2 separate regions of the Mus musculus genome follow, and region 1 is linked to region 2. Evidence: chromatin loops called from intact Hi-C (ENCODE). Cell type or tissue: heart. All regions are shown on one strand. Links, peaks and the distances in the headings refer to the core of each region. The heading gives the core; the rest is flanking DNA.

Region 1 (7,428 bases), core at 1,124-5,123, 170 kb after region 2:
CCAGTTCTTAGATATTCAAACTCCATACTTAATTTAAAATAAAGCCTATTGAGTCGGTCCTAATCCATCTGCTGGGTGGGTGGGTGTAATGTTTCAGGTTCCACGGAGTCTTTTCAATCCGAAGGCAGGACCGACTGACGGCTACCGTGAAAGATTACTTTGAGAATATTCTTGACTAACCTTAAGGATTAGAACATAAGTAAGAAAAACACACAGGCTTCAAAAATGCCAGTAAATTGATTCCAAGGTAAGTGTCGGTGCCACAAATCATAAGAAGAAGGAGGACATGTGGCCATCTTGTCACCGTCACAAGTGGACCAATTTGATTCAGTGCCAGGGAGACAGTAGACTTTATTTTTGATAAACAACCACTTTGAGAACTGTGCAGTGAGGATCTGCCTGCTGGCATGATTAATTTTTATCTTTGTTTTTCCTCCTTCATTGCTTCCATTGGTTGCCAAGATATGACAGGAGCTACTGTCGGCTTGGGACTCAGGTATAGGAAGATATCCTACAAATTTAAAGACATATTCAAGAAAAAAACTCAGAGCTTGTAAAATTAGGGCTGGCTCATTTTGATGGTAGACTAACATCTATGCAGTATGTCTTCTTGGGTTGTATTATTATTATTATTGTTATTATTATTTTGAAACAAGGTTTCTCTGTGTAGCCCTGGCTATCCTGGAACTCACAGAGACCCACCTGCCTCTGCTTCCCAAGTACTAGAATGGAGTTGAGGGCGTGTGCCACCACTGCCAATGCAGTATCGCTTAATGGTAGGAGGAAGGAAAGGGGTGTGTGTGTGTGTGTGTTTGAGAGAGAGAGAGAGAGCGAGAGAGAGAGAGAGAGAGAGTTGTGTTGTTCGGTGTTCATGTGTGTACTTGCACATGTATATGCAGGTGTCTGTATATATACATGTGGCAGCCATAGGGCAGTGTCTTCCTCTATCACTGTCTGTATTTTGAGACAGGGTCTCTGACTGAATGTGTAGTTCACTCCCTTTTGCTAGTCAGAGAGCTCCAGAGATCCACCTGTCTCTGCCGCCACTGTACATAGGTTGTATGATCGATTGTGACAGCACACACTCACATGTGGGGATCCAGACTTCCGCCTCCACACTCCCCAGCCAGCCCCATTACACGCTATGCCCTCCTCCTTCACAACAAAAGGTGGTTTTCAAAACTGAAACTGGTTCAAAAGAATCTGTGACAGCTCCCCGGAGGTGGGCAGCTCTTGGTTGCTGGCCTGTTCCCTGGACATGCCAATACAAAGGAGCAAAGCAATGGACGGGGTTGGGGGACAACCCTCTGTCCCCTTTCCAGCCACATACAAAAGGTCTAGACTGCTGTTCCTTGCAGATCTTGTCTTGGTCTCTGAAAACTCCCCCACTAATAGTCCTTTCGTTGCTTGAAATCTCAAACTAGACGGTACTTTTCCCCAGTTCTGCTAGTCTGCCATCAAATAAAAAGCCTACAAAAGCTGCTAGCAGCCCAGTCTCTCCCCAGAAGGCGCTGAGTGGGTGCCAAGCAGCTGCTTAGTACTTCTGGGTCACAGGGCCACAAGGTCACCCTAACTCATTCCCTACGGAGACTGGTCAGGCTTTAAACCCTGGGGTATTAAAGCCTCCTTTAGCCTCACCACTGTATCTTCTCTGTCAATCCCCTGCCTCATGTCCCAGCCACATTCCCCTGATAAACCAAAATGAGCTCTACTTTAATGATTAAAAGCGAACAGAAGAATATTCTGCTGCCAAGCCTGACCAGCAACTGCTTATGAGACCCGGCCCTACCTCAGGGTCCAAACGGTCCTGTCTCTACACGGGGACATTTCAGAATCAGACGCCCCCACATTGGGTCCCTCTGAAAGGCTTCCCTGTGAGTGTGAACATGTGTGTTCCTCTCAACACATTCACTCTGTCTCTTACAACTAAAGGAAAACCTTGCTACTGTCTTCTTCACACCTAACTCCTGAGGCTCAGCAGTTCTCAGGGTTGTTTAGCAGTCATACATGCTCCTTCCTCATCCCCCTCCCCCCCCCCCAGTTCTCTCCCCAAGTAAATGACCTTACAAAGTTTGTTTGTAGCTGGGTGATGGATGGTAGTGCACACCTTCAATCCCAGCACCCCAAAGGCAGAGGCAGGCAGATCTCTGTGAATCTGAGGTCAGCCTGGTCTACAGAGTGAGTTCCGGGACAGCCAGGGCCACACATGGAAACCCTGTCTCCAAAACACTGTTTGTTTAGTTGTTTGTCTGTTTGTTTATTGTGTGAGTCAGTTCTCCTTCCACTATATGGAACCCAGGGATTGAACTCAGGTCATCAGGCTGGGCGGCAAGCGCCTGTGTCCACTGAGCCCTCATACTGTTCTTTGACCCATGCTTATTTACCAAGCCGTTCCGGCTGCAGGTTGGTTCAGAGCGTCACTCGGTAAGTTTCTGCAGAGGACACGTGCTTCTGACCCACGCCAGGCCTCCCCACAGTCAGGCCCCTTCCCAAGTGGAACTGGTGTTGACAGGAACTGTGCCCTGCTTTCAGAGGGTCTCACGGCCATCTCTTCCAAGTTCCGAGCCACAGCCCAGTGGAAAGAAGAAATAGCACGTTAATATTGCGTTTAAAATGGCCCCTGTTGGGTTTGTGTTCATCTCCCCTCTACAGGAAAAACAACAAATAGGAAACCCCTGTGTGCAAAGTGAGAGTAACAGGCCCCTCCCCGGGTCTTCCAGGCTGTGACGTGCTACCTCCTGTTATATTTCCGTTCTCCACAGAAGGAACCTGAGACACAGACATTGTTTAAGACACAGAAGTGGTGAAGCAAAGCCTAGGTCACATCACCAAACACAACCAATCATGACCAGACCCTCGAGCAGGTCTCCTCAGCTCTCTCAGTCTATTAGAAGAGCACCGCGCAAGCAAGCTTGCTACCCTGGCTTTCCTCTCAAGATCAATGTTGTGATTCAAACCAGGGGCCAAAGAAGGTTAGGCTCCGTGTCTTTTCTTTGCTTCTTCTGTCGCTACCAGCTTCCAGAATAAGATTCCCCCAAAGGTATAGTGCTCTCCCTCCTGACCTAACCCCACCCCACTGCCCAACCCAACAAAGGGCTATGACTTCTAAGTCAGAAACATGCCAGTGAAGCAAGACCTGGGTTGCTATGGGAGGTCTAAGAGTCAAGGACCAGCTAAGATAGTTTCTAGGGGGTTCTACAACAGGCTTCAGCTCTGATGGTGGAGGTTGTGACTGGAGCTATCAGGATTGTTTGTTTCACAATCATATGATTCTCACTGGCTAACGTGAGCCAGACACTGCATTTTGGACCCAGAAAGCTCTAGAAAGACTCTGTTTGCAACATAAGGTGATGGCGCCCTCTAGTGTCCGCAGCATTTTGCAGAAACCTACCAGGCTCCTTTGTGGTGACCTTGAACATTGAGCAGGTGGCAGCTTCAAGGTGGGCACTACCTCACATCACGCCCAGAGGTGAAGAAAACAAGCCTGAACCACAGGGGTGGTGAAACTCAAGACCCTCTATGGGCCACTCTGCAGATCCGAGAGATCGAGTTTCAGGGGGAAAAAAAACCACTAAACTTTTCTCATTAAAAAAATGAATGAATTAATTAAAAATTATGTGTATGCTGCTGAGGTGGGGTGTTGCATGTATTCCAGATGCAGAGGTAGAGGCAGGTAGATCTCTATGAGTTCTGACGTCAGCGTGGTCTGGGTTGAGAGTTCCAGCCCAAACAGGGCTACACAGTTTAAAAAAATAATAATAATAAAAAAAATCAGGCTGGGGTGGTGGCTCACACCCCCGTGAGCATTCAGAATGCAGATCTATTTGAGTTCGAGGAACCCTGTCTTGAATAATAAAAACAACAAACAAAAAACCACCCCCTTGTGTATGCAAGTATGCCTACATGTGGGTATGTCCATGTGAGCACACAAGGGCCAAAAGAGTCCAGAAGAGGGCGTCAGATTCCCCCGGAGCTGGAGTTACAACTCCAGCTTGGTAATGGAGACCTGGGTTCTGGGGACTGAACGGGGTGGGGGTGGGGATGCCCTCTGCAAGGGCAGCACAAGGTTTTAACTGCTGGGCCGAGTGTCCGCTCTCACCACCAATTCTTATTAAATGATTTACTGCCTCTTTCCTGTGAGCACACGTTCCAGATCTTAAGGTTAAAGAGTTTAAATTCATGCGGTGGTAATGCCTTCTCTCTCTTGTTCATTGCCCGCTCAGTTTCCAACACACAATCTCTGCGAACCGCAAGACTTGTGCAAAAGCCCCAGAGGTCATTTGCTCTTTCTGGGGCTTTAAAGAGAAAGAGAGATCTTGTGTGAAAGAACTGCTCTAATGCAGGCTGCCACCCTGCAAAACACAGGGAGTGTGGTAAGAGGCTTGTGCACAGTTCTTAAACAAAACAAAGAAAACACCAGAAAGGACTGTACTCCGACAAAACTCCATAGATAACGTAAACACTCCCGAGACCTCTCCGTGCAGGAAGAGGATTTATGTATGAGTGCTCTATCTGCATGTACACCTGCGTGCCAGCAGAGGGCGTCAGATCCCAGTATAGATGGTTGTGAGCCACCCTGTGGTTGCTGGGAGTTAAACTCAGAACCTCGGAAGAGCAGCCAGTGCTCTTAACCACTGAGCCATCTCTCCAGCCCAGTTCGTACATGTTTAATGTGTGTACTTAGATCTTTTCTGTGTGTCATGAGATAATTTTTGTAAGTCTGATTTACTTATTTAGGGTTGTTTGGTTGTTTGTTTGGCTGGCCCTTTGTAGCCCGACTGGACTAGAACCTGCCAAGTAAAACAAGCTAAATTTGGCTTTGCTGTCATCTGCCTGCTTCTGTCCATTGAGTGCTGGGTCACAGGCACACCCCACTATGCCTAACTTGAAAGCCTCACTTTCATGGCTGTGTAATATAGCGTTCCAAATAAGCCATTCCCCTGTGTTGGATACGATTTGTTTGCTTCTCTGTTTTTCTATCTCTAAGTGAGGGCACTGTGAACTAGGGCATGAACCTTCCTCTGGGTCTCTGGTAATGAACAATGGGAATTGCTCCTGTAAGTCTAATCTTTTTATCTGGACTTTCTAAATACTGTAATTTCAAAATGGTTCTTTCTGAATTAAAGAGCGAGTCACTAAATTTTAAGACATATGGCAGGGGCTTGTGAAATGGCTCAGTGGTTAAGAGCACCAACTGCTCTTCCAGAGGTCCTGAGTTCAAATCCCAGCAACCACATGGTGGCTCACAACCATCTATAATGTGACCTGATGCCCTCCTCTGGTGTGTCTGAAGACAGCTACAGTGTACTCATATACATAAAATAACTTTTTTTTAAAAAGCCTGATCACATGAGTTTGATTCCCAGGACCCACAGAAAGGCATAGGGAGAGGACAGATGCACAAGCTGTCCTTTGACACTCACCGTGTGGCAAGTGCATCCCATGTACACACAATAATAATAAATAAGACTCATACGTGTACCACTGATGGTCTCATGATGTCATGCCACTGTTTTCTGTGACTGTCTCTGTGCAGAAGATAAAACAGCGATCGAATGGGAAGCATAAAACAAACAGGTGCCAGGCAGTGGTGGCGCACACCTTTAATCCCAGCACTTGGGAGGCAGAGGCAGGCCGATTTCTGAGTTCGAGGCCAGCCTGGTCTACAGAGTGAGTTCCAGGACAGCCAGGGCTACACAGAGAAATCCTGGGGGGGGTGGGGGGTAATGGGGGGGGCGGGATGGAAACAGGTACGGTCTTAAATATCTGGGTTTCTCTCCCAGGGTAGCCCTGCCCTTGTGCGAGTCTGACTCATTCTATTAGCCTTGACTGCAACAATGTAAAAAAAAAAAAAAAAATTTAAACAATCTAAATCTGTTTCACCTCCCAGAAAATACAGACACAGTTACACACTTACACCTGAGGGTTGTCTGAAACTCAAACCTTGAAATTCAAGCAACCATCAGCTGCCATTTTAGAGCTATGCATGGAGCTAGAGTGGAATGAAGATGCAGAATAAATAGAAGGCACCGCATTGCCACAGGGTAAACCTAGAGTCTATTATAAAAGACAGTGCAATAGTTGGTCTACAATTTCCCGAGTGTATTTGAGCCTGGGACTTTTAAATTTTCTATTACATTTATTGAAACCCAAATTGCTTGTAAACTTGCATGTAGCTATACTTCAGGAAAATGCAACCTTGCGGTTTGATTTTACATAGAGTACAAGGTTTCTATTCTACTTTGGCTTCTTTTGCTGTGACAAGACACAGAACAAGCTGGGCAGGGATGGTGCACGCCTTTAATCCGAGGCAGAGGCAGATCTCTGAGTTCAATGTCTACAGAGTTCCAGGACAGCCAGAGCTACACACGTGGCGGGGGGGGGGGGGGGGGGGGAAGGGCACGACGATTTGGGGGAAGGAAAGGGTTTGTTTCAACTTTCATTTCCAAGTAGCAGTTCATCCCAGAGAGGAATCAACAAAGAAGCAGAAGTGGGAACGTGAGGGTAGTAACTGAAGCAAAGATCCACTGAGAGCCCCTGCTTCCTCACCACTCTCTGACTTCCGCTCAGGGTTTGCTCAGCCTGCTTTATATACAACCCAAGGATCGCCTGCCCTTGCTACCTGCCATTGGGTACTGCCATCAGTGGGCTGGGCCCTCCCACATCAATCACTAATCAAGAAAATGGTCCCCAGACTTGCCTACAGGCCAACTGGGAGAGGCAGTTTCTCAGCTGAGGTTTCTGTCTAACTCTCAGAGGTATCTCTAGTATGTGTCAAGTTGAAAAACTAACCAGTACAGCCTGTGAAGGCAAACAGGTTGATTTTTTTTTTGATACCTTGTTGAGACTTGGGATATAAAACAGCTGTCTACACATGAGCAGTTCCATAAGATGTGATCAGTGCTGAATACGCTTTTCATTAGGCTTACGTAAAAGCATTTTGCAGCAGTGGAGTGAAGTATCCACACACAGCTAGTGAGAGTGTAAGCCGAAGAGAAGCAGCTCTGCCTCATGTGCCCATGTGCTCATGCTCACTTGTCAAGCTGCTCGATCAACTTTTAAATTCTACTTTTGAAATTATGAAAAAGTATATCTAAAGATACTCAGATGTGTATTAAAGTAATATATTAAAGTAATATAAACCACGTGAGTTATGTTGAAAAGTCATAGAATGGTTAAGTTATAGAATCAAAGTAGGTTATTCTGCAGCTATGGACATGTTTATTAAAGTGCCATAATTTAGAAATTTGCTTATACAAAATGTATTTCTGAGGTTGGAGAGACAGCTCAGCGGTTGGGCACTGGCTGCTCCTGCAGAGGACCTGTGCTCAGTTTCAGTACCCCCTGGCACCTCACAACTGCCTCTAACTCCAGCTCCAAGAGACTAGATGTCCTTTTCTGGACTCTAAGGCAACAGGCACACATGGT
Region 2 (7,428 bases), core at 1,995-5,994:
AATGTGCACCATACAGGAAAACTAACTCAAAAAATGGAACAGAGTGAAATCAAACATTAAATATCTAAAAAAAGAAAGAAAGCCTTTCTGACCTTGGGACTAAGCCGAGATCTATCAGACAGTACAAAAAAGTACAATTAATAATAGGAAAACACAACCCTTTGTTCTCCTTTAGACCATCGACACTAAAGACAGTGCTTTAAGTAAAAAGGCAGGCTGTAGATTTGCTAATTATAGCTCTAATAAACTATTTGAATCTAGCACACAAAGAACTCTCAAATTTTAATTAAAAATAAAAACAAAGGCCAGGCAGTGGTGGTGCACGCCTTTAATCCCAGCACTTGGGAGGAAGAGGCAGGCAGATTTTTGAGTTCGAGGCCATCCTGGTCTACAAAGTGAGTTCCAGGACAGCCAGGGCTATACAGAGAGACCCTGTCTCGAAAAAACAACAACAACAACAAAAAAAACCTAATAAAAAAATAAACAAATAAAAAATAAAAACAAAGTAATTTAAAAAACAAAAATAAAATAAGCCTCAGTTTAAAAAGCTGTAAATGGAACCGAGCACAGGCAGACTGTGATAAAGTACAAGGAGAGATCTCCGAGTTCAAGGCCACTGGGACAAAGCAACTCCCAGATCCAGGTGTGGTGGCACACACCTTTAATCTGGGCCACACCTTCTGCTGGAGACCTACATAAGGACGTTGGAAGAAGGAAGATTCACTCTCCCCTTCACCTGCTTGCTGTGTGAACTGAGCAACTGCTAGATCCTTGCACTTCCATTCACAGCTACTACTGAACCATTGTTGGGAGTTGGACTGCAGACTGTAAGTCATCAACAAATTCCCTTACTATATAGAGACTACCCATAAGTTCTGTGACTCTAGAGAACCATGACTAATACAGAAGCTGGTACAACTTACAACAATAAGATACAATTTAAAACCAGAGTTAGCCCTCAAAGCCCTCCCACAGTCAGGCACTTCCTCCAGCAACGCTGCATTTCCTAAACGTTCTTATAGCATCAACTTGACACTCAGTACTTAAATACAGGAGCCTATGTGGGACATTTCTCATTTGGGCCACCACACCACTGGAATGGCTTCTTGGGGCCACACGCAATGTGTGTCTTTACTCAATGAAGGAGGTAACGCCTTGTGATGGCTATGGGCGCTACACAACAACCTCCCCACACTCTCTCTCCAAGGCTTAATTCCATTTATTTTGACCCAACACATACACACAAACTAAAGGGTTGTAACCACCCAATTTATGAATTGTTCACTTGTTCAACCCTAAATCGTGATTACTTACCTTAAGCAGGTTAGGAAGCAGAGTCTAGAATGTTCCGTGGGAACTGTCTTAAACCACCTCCTCCATGCTAATGGCCAGTATCTTTTACTCATTTATTTCACTCTGGCTACTTGGTGGTGGGTGGAGTGCTTTAATCCAACACAGTCCCCAGCATTTTTTTCCTTCCTATTGTCCATTCATTCTTTTACTGGGTATTTACCAAAATATTCTTCCAAACCACACCATACTCTCTAAGAGGCCTTATTGATTTATTTATTGATTTATTCATCTATACTTTGCTTACTGTCTCCTGCTTCTGTCCATGCACAGCCCTGCGCTGGCAGGGGACAAGGAGGGACAGATTCAGTTCCGGCATCCTAGCCCGGAATGCGTCAGCACTACTGCCAGCCCTGTGGTGCCCCAAGCCTCCCTCTGTAAGTGCTAAGTTCTACCCTTCCTACAGTCCAGAGTCAACTTATTTAAACACCAGTTCTGAGCCAGCCTCGGTTTTCACTACAGTAAACAGTAGGCAGTGCTTTCTTCCACTTCCACCCAACTGCCTCACGGATCCCTCAAGCACACCTATGGGCAGAAAGATTTTGACGGTGTAAGGAAAAGCGAGCTTACAGATGCCAAGAGCCGCCTTAGCCGCCTTCCAGGCTGCCGTCTTCCTGGTCACTGCGTACCAACCCATCCAAACGCACACACAAAGCTTTCAGTAGCATTCTGCCGTAAGAGCAAAAGGAACGCCCGGGATGGAAGCGCAGAGCAGAGGTTCCAGAAACCTCCCAGTGCAGACCTTGAAAAGACGAGTCTTAATGCATTTTAATTTCCAAAATGTCTTCATGTCTTCAAGGAGGGCAGTTGGAACCTTGTGTGTCAGCTGAGGAAATGAAGAAGGGGCCATGAAGCTGAGTGTCGTTCTTGCCCGGCATCCTTTTCTAGTCTCTCTCAACATCACAATTCAATGTCAACAAGCACAGAGACTCAGGAGGCTTCTATGGCCTCCTTAACTCACCCCGCTGCCATGTGTGTGCGCGTGCGTGCCCTGCAGTGAGGGTCACACAGATCAGGCCTTTCCACTCCCACACACATGAAGCTGCTGACAACTTTGGGACCAAAAGACTTACAGAATTATAGGCTGTAACCGATAGGTAGGAAGGTATAGCCCAATCCCTTTCACTTGAGGAAATGGCAACCAGAAAGGGAACTAACTGGTCTACTTTCCCACAGTGTCCTGTGGAGGGAAGCCAGGGCCCTAGACTGCAGCTCCTCCCTTGCTACACAGTACTGGCACTCTGGAGGCTTCTCAAGGAAAACCGCAGGCTTGGAGCTTTCCAGAATCAGCTGCTTCTCCGCCTCTAGGTGTCTCCATTGCTACCAACCCTGTGACCTTTACCCTTTAACTTACTTCCACCAGTCTTCCAGGCCATTGGCAACCAAACCCAAACAAGAGCTCTGGCCAAACTGCAAGCGGGTTTGTGCCCACAACCTCAGCATGTGACTACCATTTCAAGCTTATCACTTTGCTGATCTGTGCCTGGGGCTGATGTGGGCAAAGACTGTTTCTACTCCCCAGGCTCCTCATTACACCATGGAAATTTCCATGAAAAGGAAACACCCAACAGAGAAGGGGAAAGTAGCTCAGAGATGGGCAGATAGATACACTGCATCCACCTCTCCTTGAAAGCCAAACCATCACCACCATCTCCTCTTTCTACTCCTTGAGGTCCAGGCATACTCAACCTGTGTGTTTGAGTGGCCCAGTCTATCCATGGCTTCTTACACACAAAAAAACAGCTGCAAGGTTCCTGGTTGCTTCCACAGTATCCTTTTCTTTCTTAACTACTTATCTAAATAAGCTTAGGCAAGTGTGCATTGCAGACAAACCTCAGAAGGCTGAAGCAACCAGATGCACAGGCGACAGCCTCTTAGAACAGTCCTTTGGCCAGCTGACATTTTAAAAATCACCAAAGTTTGGTGCTATTAGTCCAGGCTTCTACAACTTCCATAAGATCCTTCCAGGCTACTACCATCCACACTCAGCTGTGGGCCCAGACAACAGAGCACTGAGAGACACCATCCCAGCCCCCAGTTACAACTGTGCCTCCTACACCCTTGGATGATGGAGAGTTTCAGAAGGCAGCACACTGTCTTTCTCCTGACAGCCTATGAAGGCATAAAGCTGAGACCTGTGCCAAGAAGGCAGTTCTGCTATCAGCGCCCTACAACCTCCTGCAGGCTCCATAGGCTGCAGATCCAGAGAAGGAGACATGAATAAGGCTAAAGAGAGACCAGGGTGTCCAGGGGATTGGGAATGTACCTCACTCACTTTTAGGACTGCAGCCCCGCAATGGAACAACTACTGAGCACAGCGACTTAGGCAGAAGCAAAGTGCGGAGGGTATTGGTGTGTGGACCTCTCTCATCTCCATCCTGTCACTGTGAGTTTCTCACTCATGGCAGAACCACTTACAACTGTGACTCCCCTGCAACTGCCCGACAGGCCTGAAAGAGGACATCCCAATCAAAGAGTGACAGCAAAGCACTCCAATCAGTTTCCATTTCCCATTTTTATTTTAACCATTAACCGAACCAATAAGTGGACAGATCATTTTGGGAAAAAAAAAATCAGTGTGATAATCTAAAAGTCTAATCAGTACACAACCAGCCTTTTAAGCACATGCTGTACACAGAGAGAACAGAACACAGCAGGCAGCCAGGTGGGTAAGCAGTCCTATGGCGGCCTTGAACACAGTGCCCAGCAGTGTTTCCATTTAAAGCTCTGCTTTCTGCATGTGGTTCTAACTATTCGGAGCTGTCCCCAAACTTCTCCCTTCTCTGCTGAGCTACACACCAACACCACAAAGGTGGAAGTGAGGTGCTCACTGCCTCCAAGCAAGGAGAGCTGGGGCCAAAACAGGTTCAGAGCACTAAAGCACATCTCATTACAATGCAATGTTCAAAAGCCAGAGAGCAGTGAATGGCTTCTGCACAAAATGGCCTACAGGTGGCACCTTACCCTCCTCTGAATTAAGACAATTTAACTCCACCAAACTCTTCACTACAAGGGCCAGGGCTCCAAAGATCTGAAAAGGCCCAGAGAAATGGCTTCAGAGGACAGGCCATGCCCAATCCTGGGAACAATGCGCTCAAGCTGGCTCCCTGCACAATAGTCCTCTCCCAGGGAACCAGCCTCCAGATCTGCCACTCCTCTGAAAACTAGCCCTCGCCCTTCAGCACCACAAGGTCAGATTGTACACTAGGCGAGGTCACTGTCTAGAGCTGAGCCCCCCACCCCACTGTTAGAGGTGTTGGTAGTGTTTTTAGATATAAAGGTCACATTCTTTCAAACTCCTCTTGTCTGAGCCCCACAAAAAGAGCTCTCTTACACTGGAGTTATGCTCTTTGTGACCGTCCCTCTCAGACACCCTCCCCTTCCCAGTGGCACACAGTGGAATTTTCCATTGAAGTGCTCAGTGGCTCCCGGTGGGTGGGGAGTCTGTAGCAGCAGAGCGTCCTGGAACCCGGCTGTCTGAAGACAGTCATCTGTGTGGATGCCTGTGCCTACACTGTCTTGGTTAAACCTTTCTGACCCCAGACACCACAGAGGCAGCGGATTATTCACCTAATGCCAAAGGCCGTCTACAGACAAACCCCATTTCTTTTTCACCTTAATGCCAAAGGCAGTCTACAGACAAACCCCATTTCTTTTTCACCTTGATACCAAAGGCTGTCTACAGACAAACCCCATTTCTTTTTCACCTTGATACCAAAGGCTGTCTATAGACAAACTCATTTCTTTTTCTACCCATCTGTTGGCTCTCATGCATTGTACAAACGAGTAATTCTACAAATCTTGGGGGAAATGCCACTTAAAAGAAACCTTCGGGCTGGTGAGATGGCTCAGTGGGTAAGAGCACCCGACTGCTCTTCCGAAGGTCCGAAGTTCAAATCCCAGCAACCACATGGTGGCTCACAACCATCTGTAACATGATCTGACGCCCTCTTCTGGAGTGTCTGAAGACAGCTACAGTGTACTTACATATAATAAATAAATAAATCTAAAAAAAAAAAAAAAAAAAAAAACTTTAACAGATATTTAAAAAAAAAAAAAAAAAAAAAAAGAAACCTTCAAGGACACAGCATCCCCGCCCCAAAACAAGCTGCAGAACATGTACACACAGAAACAGAGCCATGGCACAGGGCTTCACTTGACGCTGGCAGGAAAACATAAGAAGACAGAAATGTTAACTAATAGGAAAACTACAGAGGAGACTCGATCTCCTCTAGAAAGGGCGCCAGCGCTCTCAGAGTAAGTAAGCTGCAGACATACTTGGGAGCGGTCCGTAAAATTCCACTTATTCACCAAAGAGCTGGTCACTCTGATCACTCTTCTCAGCCGTAATTAGCAGGTATCCTGCACATACCCAGCAGAGCTGTGCCCTAAGCATCTACCCCAATTTAAGGCCAGAACTCCTTTCACAACTGAAGAGTTCTTATGGACATGGAAATGAGTCCCCTGGTCAGTCGCAGGCCACCTGAGGCGCACAAGCTCAGCTCTGAGAGATCACCAGTTCTCCTGTCCAGCACCTAGTGCAAAGAGCTTCAAATGGTATGTAGCCCTGGAGTGAGACTGACTGCTGTGTCTGCAGTAGGGCATCACTAGTCCTCAGGAAGATGCTGGCCCTTTATAGAAAAGGCCAGGGAACCATCTACTCCCATTGCTCCCTCTACAATGTTTGACAACAAGGGATACCTCCAAAGGTATCCTTTCCACCAAATAGACAGGCTCGAGGTGAGTCTGTGGAGGCACAAGGAGAGAGCATGCAGAGACCTAAGTGGGACCAGCGCGAATCCAGAGAGAAGAATACTTGCCAGCTTGTCTGAAACCGGCAGCTCTAGGCTCCAGGCACTGCCTGTGACAACTGTGGTAACTGAAGCCAGGGCTTCCATCTGGAAAGCTGATCCATGAGAGCAAAGGCTCCCAACCACTCCCACTGGGCCCAAGAGGCAGATGATCTATTCAAGCCTGCTCCGTTACAAGGTCATGATCTGGCAGCCAGCTGACTTGCAACATGGCTGCCCTTGGGAACACAGAAAAATGATATACATAAAAGCTACAGGTGTCTGAGACCTTGTCTCCACTTTGGTAAGGGTGACCATTTGGAGCCAGGTGGAACACACAAGAAAAATTTTAATAAGTTTTAGATGATACTCAGCTGAGCATAAACAAGCCCCCAATTCCACAACCCCTGGAGACAGTGAGCACTTCATCTGTACACTGGCCTGCGAGTTTCACCATCAAGGTGCTGTGGGGAGCAAGTAAGTTCCCAGGAACAGATCTGCAGGCCAGTCTCCAGAACATACCTGCTTCTCAAGGGCCTGACCAAATCAGTATGTGCAATAATGACATTTCTCTTTTCGGCATAAACTTGTTATAGATCTGGCATTGTGAATAAATAATAATATCAAAACCACTTTCAAAGTGTACCTTCCTCATCAGGGGAGGCAATCCAGCTAACCCTCCAACTGAAATCTTTCCCCTCCTAAGCATTTCTCTCCTTGCTCTCTTCCTTCGGCCTCCTTGGCCTCTGGGCAGCAAGGGGCCAACTGGGGAAGGACCTAAGAGAATGGCAGTGCACTGCTCTGTCCTACTGAGAAGCAGGCATGTGGCAGACTCTGTGACCTGTGTCTAGCATGCCTCTGCAGTGAAAGCATCACTATTCAAACTCCCCTTGCTGCCTCCTATCGAGCCCAAGAGCCAAGACATCCAATCAACCCACAGCTGTGACACCGGCAACCCCAGCAAGGCCAAGCATCGTCCAAGACTCGCCTGCGGCACATGGCATGGCAGCGTATGAACGTGGGCCCTGGAGGACACACAAGGCCTATTTAATTATGGCACACACTGTTCTAGACACACACTGACTCCTGCACACAGAATCTGTGCCTTGGCCAAACTCTGATTACACGTCACAACCTTCAGCACTGCTGAGATGAACCAAAACTCTAAATGCTAAACACGTCATCGACAAACCAATCTTGTTGCTTAGCTATTTCCAGTGCACTTTCTGTGGTATATCATGTGTGTAACACTTCTTGATTACCCACAATGCATACAAGCTATCTGTCA

What was found. Peaks named below come from ENCODE experiments on the same cell type or tissue, not always from the same donor. Only the 100,000 strongest peaks of a DNase experiment are listed, where the experiment ranks them.
Region 1: a loop joins it to region 2, with 7 times the contacts of the local background. A loop is called at or near these places in 3 of 42 quality-filtered maps.

The regions. Positions count from the first base shown.
Region 1 is chr16:91,932,456-91,939,883 of GRCm38, reverse strand. It overlaps Gm36797 (a long non-coding RNA gene), which reads left to right. Exons shown (of 3, transcript XR_385049.2): 2 at 98-247; 3 at 2,653-3,543. Among named protein-coding and RNA genes, the nearest start is that of Atp5o, 4.5 kb to the right of the region's middle. In heart, for the core only: CTCF peaks have their summits at 3,368 (motif pointing left) and 4,520 (motif pointing right); a DNase peak (open chromatin) is centred at 3,323; H3K27ac peaks cover 1,175 bases.
Region 2 is chr16:92,101,132-92,108,559 of GRCm38, reverse strand. The region is part of intron 2 of Mrps6 (mitochondrial ribosomal protein S6); the gene reads right to left. Among named protein-coding and RNA genes, the nearest start is that of Gm41496, 21 kb to the left of the region's middle. In heart, for the core only: a CTCF peak has its summit at 4,287 (motif pointing right); no DNase peak of the experiment used is centred there; H3K27ac peaks cover 1,374 bases.